2 separate regions of the Mus musculus genome follow, and region 1 is linked to region 2. Evidence: chromatin loops called from intact Hi-C (ENCODE). Cell type or tissue: left cerebral cortex. All regions are shown on one strand. Region 1 overlaps Atxn10 (ataxin 10). Region 2 overlaps Atxn10 (ataxin 10).

Region 1 (5,000 bases), 54 kb before region 2:
GGTGGGGAGGGTAAACATCAAGATTCTAGGTAGCTAACGGGCACTGGTGGCTCATGCCCTGAGACTAGGAAGAAATGCTATACTGTGCTAGATGCTAAGAATAGTCATTATGATAGGAGAGATAGGTAAGGGGGGGATTACAGGGAGAGACAACTAATGCTGAAGGCCATCTGAAAAAACCACCTGAAGCCCACCACTGTAGAAGAGTCCTAAAATATATACAAACATGAAAGAAAGGTGCTGGGAAACCTCACCCCTAAGCCCACGTTCAGTAACCTGGAGAGACACAGCAGGTCCCGTCATCAATAGCTACCCAAACACAACATATTTCCATTGTTGAGAAAAGTCAAATATTCTCCCCTCATGCATGAGCTATACCCCCTTGAAAAAGACAGTACCTCCTCTTCCTGCCCTCTCTCCCTTCCCACCCTCCCTCAGAGGGAGCCTCTGCACATCCACCAATCGACTGACCTCATGAGATCTGCCGCATGTGTGACTGTGGCATCCACCACTGAAGACATAACAAATGGTGTCACCAAATAACCGTGAAGACAATGCCTCAAGTAAACATCCTATGCCACCAAGTAAAACTTCCACTGGCAGGAATGAGTTACATCTCACTGAGTCATTGGCCAAAGGGGCTTCATGGGATCCCCACCCTGCCAAATGTCACAGGCTATCAGTTGTGACCAAGGCTATCAGTTGCTCTGTACAACCTGATGGCAAGGCCCAACTGCTGAAAACAGCATTTACTTATGTCATGAAACATGGAGAAGTCAAGCTGGTGCCTCACTGAGGAGCTGTATCCCGACCAACTAGAATTCAGTCCTGGAAAGCACTCTACACACTCAGTATCGCCCTGACCCACCTGCAAGATAGACTGGCGCACCAGCAGCACAAGTGTCATGGCAGTAACTGACTTTTTGCTTGTGTTCAAAGCCCACTCCATGAGAGGAAACCCATACCTCACACTGCCAAAACAACCAAGAACTTTAGACTAGCTAAATCATGGACCTAGAGGGAAACGTAATACTTTATTTCTGCTAAAGGAACACAGCAATAAAATGATTCCTAATGACATACTGCTATACCCATAATTACATTTTAATAAAAACTTTACTGAACAGTGAATTACTTGGCCGTGTGTTATTAGAAAGACTGATCATTTTCCCACCAGCTTAGGTTTTCTGAACTAAATGTTTTTGGAAATAAAGGCTCTAACAATAAAAGCTCTGACCAATTGACATATTCCAGGGTCATCCATAGAGGGTGTTGAAACTGAGCAAGGCGGAATCAACAGAGTACTAACTATGAAGACAGGGAAGATGGACGAGTACATACCCAACATGTCGTGGGGGAAGAGTGGCACAGAAAGCTCCTCAAGAACTGTATGGCACACTGCAAGGGACAGGGCTCTGAGACCTCATCCCTCAATAACCCTCCTCACCCAGGAAACTGCCAGGGAAGAAAAGCATGTGCGGACAAAGTGTGAAAAACAACCCACTGCAGCACGCCACAGCACACTGCAGTGCTATAGCACACTGCAGCACGCCTCAGCACACTGCAACACACCACAGAACACTGCAGCACACCATGGCACACTGCAGTGCTATAGCACACCGCAGCATGCCTCAGCACACTGCAGTACACAACTGAGTAAGTCAGTTGTTATGCAAACCGCAGTAGTTCTTCAAAAATATAGCTGTGTTCTTGGGCAGCTAGAATAGCAGTTCTCAACCTGTGGGCCAAGACCCCTTGGGAGAGTGTCAAACAACTTTTCCATAGGGGGTGCATATCAGATACCCTGCATATCAAATATTTACATTAAATTTCTTAACAGTAGCAAAATTACAGTTATCAAGTAGTAACAAAAATAATTTATGGTTGGGATCACCACAATATGAGGAACTGTATTAAAGGGCTGCAGTTTTAAGAAAGTTGACCCCATGATTAATGCGAAATATTTTCTAAGTTCAGCTATTAAGTTCCAAGAAGCTCACTATATACCAAAGACAGTAATAAAGACAAGCATCTTTATATCTGTGATGCCCAGTGGTAAACTGCCCCTTACCTTTTTTTTTTTTAAATGACAACTGCACAGGAATTTAGACAATTTTCTCACAAAATCTTCCACCATCTGGTATGCTTTACTTAAATGATGAATGAAGTCAGCTAGTTTTAAAGACTATTTTTAGACTATTTAAAGACTTTACTTCTAGACACAAGACTAAAAATAATCCAACAAACACATAACACCCACTACCCAACTGGTCTTAAATGAGGAGACTGTGCAGAGGCGGGAACTCGGGCAGCATTTGAAGAATGAACGCTCACGCAGTGCGTCCCTACAAAAGGTGTCTGCTGACACTTTCCCCAGTTACAAACCAAGCAGACACTTCAAACTAGATGTCAAAGCATGGCCAGGGATTTGGATTTGAGCACTGGAGTCCACAGGAGGGGCTCTGCCTTAGCCTTTTTCTTCGTGGACCTTCTCTCAACCAAGGAGCCATGGCAGGAAAGCCACTGGGGGTCACAAGGACAGGGAGGGGAGACTGGCACTGTCATCTGCACAGCTTCAAGGGATGATGGCCGCCTCTCACACGAAAGTCGGGGAAACGAACCAAACCAAAGCTCCATCCCAACCAGAGGCCGGCCGCCTGAGTCAAATGTGAGAAGACAGACTAGGACAGTACCCAGCTTCTAGAAGGTACCATGAGTGAAAGGCATCAATACAATCACTCCGAGTTATACTTTTACTTATGGCATTCTGTTGTATTCTTTGTAGAAAAGTTTAAACCTGTTGATTCATTAGTGTTGGCTTTCTAGGACTGTCATTTCTTAAAGGCAGTTTAATAAAGTAAACCATCAAAGATGGCCAGTGACATATTTAAAGAGCTTTACATGAAAGCCCTTTGATTTGAAGCAGAAGAAAATATGAATAGAAAAGCACTTCTTTAACGCACTTGAGTACACACTACTTAAACCTCCACTCCACCTAGATGCAGCTTCCCAGCCACAAGATACGACTTGAGAAAGCTTAACACAAAAAGGGATGGGAAACCATGGCAGTGGCTGAGAAAGCATGCAGCTCTGAGTTGTTCTGGCACAACTGTGCTGACAGGCACAGCTCCACTGAGATGAAAAACAACCTACACAGCGAGCCTGTAAAAATACGCACTCCATCTTGCCTGCTTAAGGTGCAATTCCCACCCATAATGCCTCACCTTACAACGCTACACTTCAGTGCCTGGACAAACAGCATTCGGTCCTGAATGTGTTTGGTCTTTAATTTTTAACCCATGGTCAGAATCTCAATTTTCTTTGCAATATCTGCTGAGCTCTGGCCTTTAATAACTAAGTCTTGGACCTGGTGCTCAACTTATCTGTGGTGTTAATATCCACTGGAAGACTGACCCTCTGGATCATCTAGGAACCTGCCACACTAGATGGGAACAAGCATCTCACATATGTGTGGACAGGACACTTGTTTGGGGATTATTCTACACTGAGGGTCCTCTGGACATGGCAAGGGATAAGGTTAATGAGAAACCTGGGGAAAACCAAATGTATGTCTTCTCTTATAGAAAAGCTTGCAGAGACTTCTAGGGGAATCATGTGGCTGCCACCATCAAATGGGACAACCTTGAAGTGCCTGCCTGTTACTGAGGTTAGGTCCACACAGCAGACAGATGCAGTTCAGAAGCTACTAGTTCTGCTACAAGATGGTGGCACGATGATGAACTCTGTGTCAGTATCTGATTCTCAGACAGGTATGCAAGGCAGCATCCCCATCCAGCAGAGAAGGAGCAGGAGACTTGGATCGCTTAACTAGTACAAAGTCACACAGCTTAGTGGCTGGCAAAACTCATGTCTGTTTAATTATAACTTTATGCACTCAATTTTTTCCAACTCCGTGAAAATATTTCTCATCTCCAGAAAAAATAATGGCAGGTATGATAGTGTAATGTCTGTAATCCTGGCATTCCAAAGATAGGCAGACGTGGACACACAAAGCTAGTGTGCACTCTATAACAAAGCTCTGTCTCAAACATTAAAAAAAAATTAGGGAGGACGAGGGGCAGAGAGGATGGCTAAAACAATATAAAATAGCTAGATGTTCTGAGATGATGAAGGTCTACTCCAGACACTGAGAAAATTCTATAGACTTCCTTCTTGTTGTTCAGGACTGGAGAGTTTAGAACTTTAGAGCTCTTCTTGGGTCCCCTGAGACAGGTGAAATATACTGAAAACTAGGCTGGAGAGATGGCTCAGCTGTTAAAAGCACTGACTGTTCTTCTAGAGGTCCTGAGTTCAATCCCCAGCAACCACATGGTGGCTCACAACCATGAAAGAAAGGAAGGAAGGAAGGAAGGAAGGAAGGAAGGAAGGAAGGAAGGAAGGAAGGAAGGAAGGAAGGAACTCTCCAGTCCTGAACAACAAGCAGGAAGTCTATAGAATTTCCTCAGTGTCTGGAGGAGACCTTCATCATCTCAGAACATCTAGTTATTTTATAAGGGATCTTTCTTCATGGATCATTTTGGTGCTGACATCTAAAAGTCAGAAATCCCTTCTTTTTTCTTTTTTAAAACATTTTTTATTTTAAAAAAATCCATAAAACAGATTTTGAACATGTATTCCCCTCCCCTAATTTTTCTCAGATCTTCTCCACTTCAGTTCTTTTAAGAGAAGGAAGGGAGGGAGGGAGGGAGAGAGGGAGGGAGGGAGGGAGGGAGAGAGGGAGGGAGGGAGGGAGGGAGGGAGGGAAACATATACACAAAAAGAAAACAGAACAAAACAACAACAAAAACCAAGCAAATGACAGATAATAATAATAAAAAATGCCCAAACAAAGCCACAGACCATGTATAAATTAAGACTAAAGGACACGGCTCTCTTCTCTCTTGCTCTTTCTCTGCTTCCCTTCCCCCTCTCCACATGCTCATGGCCTGCCCCGCCCCCCCTCTCTCTCTGCCTCTACTACCCTCTTGACTCCCTTCCCC
Region 2 (5,000 bases):
TTTAGGATATAATAAAGGTAATAATGCTGTGGAAAAAAGCATAATCTTTGGCTATAAAAACAGTAAATACAACAGTAAGATACGATAAAATGGGACTGGAGAGACGGTTCTGTGATTAAAAGCATAAATTGTTCATGCAAAGGATCCAAGGTTCCTAGCAGGTACCCATGGCGGCTTACAGCTGCCTGTAACTCAGGCTCCAAGGGAACTAACAGGCTTGGCTGAGAGCAACTTTGCTCCTACATACTATGCACCTACGGACATTTACTCACACACACACACACACACACACACACACACACACACACACAATTATAAGTAAGGATAAATCTCAAAAAAGACAATAAAAAGTTACATTTGACTTAGGACTCATAATTGAAACTAACATTTGAATAGAGAAAAAATAAAAATGATCACATTTCCAAAGCATTAAAGATGTTTATTCTTGTTAGAAAGAACAAACAGTTGAAAATTGTAAAAAGATTATAAGCATGTACATCATGGTCATAAGGGACAGATTTCAAACAGAAGAACTTGGAGTCAAGAGTCATAACACAATTCCTAGAGCCTATCACCTACTTAGTGAGTTACTTACTAATTATGAATTATGTCATGGCTCATCCCAACATTTGGGTTTTGTCCTCGCGTTAACTTCACGACTCAGGCATGGTGATATACACTACTAATGGCAGTACTCAGGAGACAAAGGCAGGTGGCTCTCTTGTAAGTTACAAGGCCTAGCCTGGTCAACATATCAAGTTCTAGACCAGGCAACCAGAGTTACAAAGTGAGACCCTGTTGTTAAAAAAGCATGATGTGGGCCACTGAGATCACTCAGCCAGTCAGGGTGTCTCTGCGGCCAAGCCTGGTGACCTGAGCTCAGTCTCCAGAACCCAGCAAGGGTGAAAGCAGAGAGCTGACTCCTGCAGTCTTGTTTCTCCTGCCTTTGAACTTCATATAAATGGAACTATAACCATGATCTTTTCAGAAGTCAATAGAAAAAAATCCTAACATCATACTCACATGAAGAGTTCTGGGAAGGCGTGGACCCAAACAATGGACTGGGATTCTTCATTTCGTGAGGCAACGTTGCCTAAAAACTGCAGGCCACATCGAAAAGCTAGGAATATAAAAAAGTAAAAGCTGAAGATAACAGACTCAACATAGTGAATAAATACATCTTAGTAAGAAACATTTCCAATGTTATAGAACTGGGGAGAGAGGGAGAGGAGAGACAAAAGAGGGGAAGAAGAGGGTGGAGGGAGAGAGGCATGAAGGGGAAGAAGGAGAGATGGGAGGGGAGAAGAGAGAGGAAGAAAGTGACTGACTGATAGATTGATTGTCTAATAGTCTCACTCCACAATGAAATTCTAAGCATGAGCAGGGCAGTGGTGGCGCACGCCTTTAATCCCAGCACTTGGGAGGCAGAGGCAGGCCTGGTCTACAGAGTGAGTTCTAGGACAGCCCGGACTATACAGAGAAACCCTATCTTGGAAAAAAAAGAAAAAAGAAAAGAAAAAGAAATTCTAAGCATAAAATTAATATGCCTCATCAAAACAACACTACATGAAATTAACTTCTAAAAGATTATAAACTCAAATATAATTACATGAAATATCATTGGAATATGTGCTCCAATTAAAAGATGACTACAAATTAGATCACGTCTGCACATGTCTGTAATCAAGGCACCTCCAGATGCTGAGACAGGAGGATCATGCTAATAAAAAACATGCCCACTCAGGAGGCAGAGGCAGGCGGATTTCTGAGTTCAAGGCCAGCCTGGTCTACAAAGTGAGTTCCAGGGCAGCCAGGGCTATACAGAGAAACCCTGTCTCAAAAAACAAAACAAACAAACAAACAAACAAAAACCATGACAAGACCAGTCTGGCCCAAAGTTTGGAAAGTGACCACAGCAAAGGCTAGGGAGTGGTGGAACACGGACTCCACTTACTTCAGGCAAGAAGGGGACATGGTACAGTCACTTGGGAAAACAGTTCGCCAATTTCTCACAAGTGAAACACATAAGGTCACAGCAACATCATTAACAAAGTATCAAGACACACATGAAAGTGATATTCGTGCAATTAAGGCAGAGGCTGAAAATTACCAAGGACCTCCATTCAGGGGCTGCTTTAGCCTAAAAATAGGAATAAACAAAAAGTCTACAGTGCACTTTAGAATTAATAATGGCCACACATAGTGACAAGTAGTCTTTTTTGAAAGAGAAAGCTAAGGAATTTGCAATCACCATTTATGAAGAGTACAAAAGTATCACTGCCAGCAAGACAAAAGACCCAAGAGCTAAAAAAAAAAAAAACCAAACAAATCAAACGATCATATCCCACACTACCAACGAAAGGCTAATGCTTGTAGGATATTTAAATTCGTACGTTGTCTGCATTCTTGAAAACGCTTATTTATTTGAAAGTTATTTTTTAAGATTTACTTATTATATGTAAGTACACTGTAGCTGTCTTCAGACACACCAGAAGAGGTTGTCAGATCTCATTACAGATGGTTGTGAGCCACCATGTGGTTGCTGGGATTTGAACTCGGGACCTTCGGAAGAGCAGTCACTGCTGAGTAATCTCTCCAGCCCGAAAGGTTTTTTTTTTAAATAAGAAAATATACAAATTTTAAGAAAAGCTTACAAATGTTGCTTCACCAAAGTCAGTATTAAAGAAAAAAACAAACCATAGTTCTACATTCAGGAAACAATCAAGCATAAAGACATCGGGCTAAGGGATACAAAGAGTGATACCCTTGCCAAGATCCTGGGCTCAGGTCTCAACCTCCAGTAAGAGGGGAGGATGACATGGGACCAGGGCAAGGACACCATTTATGAAAGTACCATGGGCTGGAGAGATGGCTCAGCGGTTAAGAACACTGACTGCTCTTCTGAAGGTCCTGAGTTCAAATCCCACCAGCAACCACATGGTGGCTCACAACCATCCATAATAAAATATGATGCCCTCTTCTGGAGTGTCTGAAGACAGCTACAGTATAGACACATATAATAAATAAATAAATCTTTTTTTAAAAGTACCAATATATGGGGCTGGAGAGCTGCCCAGCAGTTATGAGCACTAGCTGCTCTTGTAGAGGATCCAGGGTTCCCAGCACCCACATGGCAGCTGGTGGCCACCTACAACTCTAGTTCCAGGGGCTTGGACATCCTCCATGTGGTACACAGATACATGCAGGCAAAAGGCATACAAGCAAATCTAAAAGGAAAGTGTTTTTAAGTGCCAAAATATGAGTGACAGTGATGAGTACACTATCTAAGAAGGAATTACAAAATAAGATGGAGGTGTTGAAGTACAACTAAGTAAGGAAAGGACTAGGCAGAGCATGTGACTCAGCTTCTATAAAGAGGTTAAATGTAACTGTCGGTCTAGATCCAAGTAGAAGAGAGTACACACACACACACACACACTTATCACTGCACATCCTGCTTGATGTGCAATATTTGTTGGAAACTTAGTAAAGCCATTCTAAAAATGTATATGAAGATACAGAGGGCTGTTAATAGCTATGACACTGTCGGAAAGTAAAAAGAGAACCTATGCTCACAGACTCACAGACTACGACCGGCTAGTTCAGTTAACGGTAGGTACAACAGGGTGGAACCAAGACAGAAAGAACTAAACAGAGCAGTGGACTAGAACAAGAACTTGACTGGAACCAATACTAAGAAGAGTATTGGCAGCCAGTCATTAAATAAGCGATGTTCTATATGAGAATTAGCAGTGGGGTGCCCAGGTATCGGCACAGAAACCCTGACAATGCTGTACTTCCTCACACAGGACAGAAAATCCCATTCTAGCCACTGATCTGAACATACGCACCAAAGTCAAAATATTTAAAAACACTGGACAGTTTTTAAATATTAATAAATTTTAAATATAGTAACACTTTTTCTCAGATGACACCATGCAATAAAAACAGAAATATTGCCGGGCAGTGGTGGAGCATGCCTTTAGTCCCAGCACTTAGGAGGCAGAGGCAGGCAGATTTCTGAGTTTGAGGCCAGCCTGGTCTATAGAGTGAGTTCTAGTTCCAGGCTAGCCAGCTACACAGAGAAACCATGTCTCCAAAAACCAAAAACCAAAAACCAAAAAAAAAAAAAAACAGAAATATTACCACAAAATAGGAAGATAAAATACACAACTACCTTCAGACTCACAGCATATTCAAAGAGCTCCTAATAAACCTTTGTTTTTCTTTTGTTTCTTCTTGAGACAGGGTCTCACTGTGTAGTCCTGGCTGTCCTGGAACTCACTACGTAGACCAGGCTGGCCTCAGAACTCACAGAGATCCACCTGCCTCTGTCTCTGCCTCCCAAGTGCTGAGATTAAAAGTATGAGCCGTTCCACCTGGCTACAAACCATTTTTAAAAGACAGATAAGACAACAGAAAAACAGGGAAATAAAAAAGCTTTATGGAGAAAAATATCTGACAAGATCCAAAAATGGAAAGATAGGGGGGTGCTCTCAAGACACTCCTGCTGCCAGCAGTGTCCCCGAGACTTACTGGACGCCCTCCTCTGCTCTGCTCTGCTCTAGGGACAGTTTCTCCAGGCCCAGCTCCCACAAAGCACTGCATCAGCAATGCTAGCAGCCAGCACCCCAAAACTAAATAATTTAATATAATTTAAGGAAACTGAACACAAGATTCAAGTTTATACCAATAGATAAAAATACTGAATAAAGAAAGAATTAAATTCAAGGGCTTCTCATAGCCTGTTCTTAGAATTTTATTTTCTTCTGTCCACTCTGAGTCCTTACAAATTAGTCCATACCAAAAGTGGGACGTGAGGCACAAGTGCACTCGGAGATCCTGTCGCTTGTTCTCATTTCAGGAGGGACCGAAACTTAACGTTCTTGGTAATTCTGGTTTTATTTTGTTTCCATTTACTAAGACCATGGAACTGTCAGAATTCTTGCCAGGCATTTCAAGAAAGTGCCGAAGACCCAAATTTACTAAGCAATCCACTG

The links. Peaks named below come from ENCODE experiments on the same cell type or tissue, not always from the same donor. Only the 100,000 strongest peaks of a DNase experiment are listed, where the experiment ranks them.
Region 1: a loop joins it to region 2, with 10 times the contacts of the local background. A loop is called at or near these places in 1 of 42 quality-filtered maps.

The regions. Positions count from the first base shown.
Region 1 is chr15:85,425,636-85,430,635 of GRCm38, reverse strand. The region is part of intron 9 of Atxn10 (ataxin 10); the gene reads right to left. Among named protein-coding and RNA genes, the nearest start is that of 7530416G11Rik, 75 kb to the left of the region's middle. In left cerebral cortex, no CTCF peak of the experiment used is centred here; DNase peaks (open chromatin) are centred at 2,293 and 3,095.
Region 2 is chr15:85,371,442-85,376,441 of GRCm38, reverse strand. It overlaps Atxn10 (ataxin 10), which reads right to left. Exons shown (of 12, transcript NM_016843.4): 4 at 1,024-1,120. Among named protein-coding and RNA genes, the nearest start is that of Gm23517, 23 kb to the right of the region's middle. In left cerebral cortex, a CTCF peak has its summit at 2,968 (motif pointing left); a DNase peak (open chromatin) is centred at 3,144.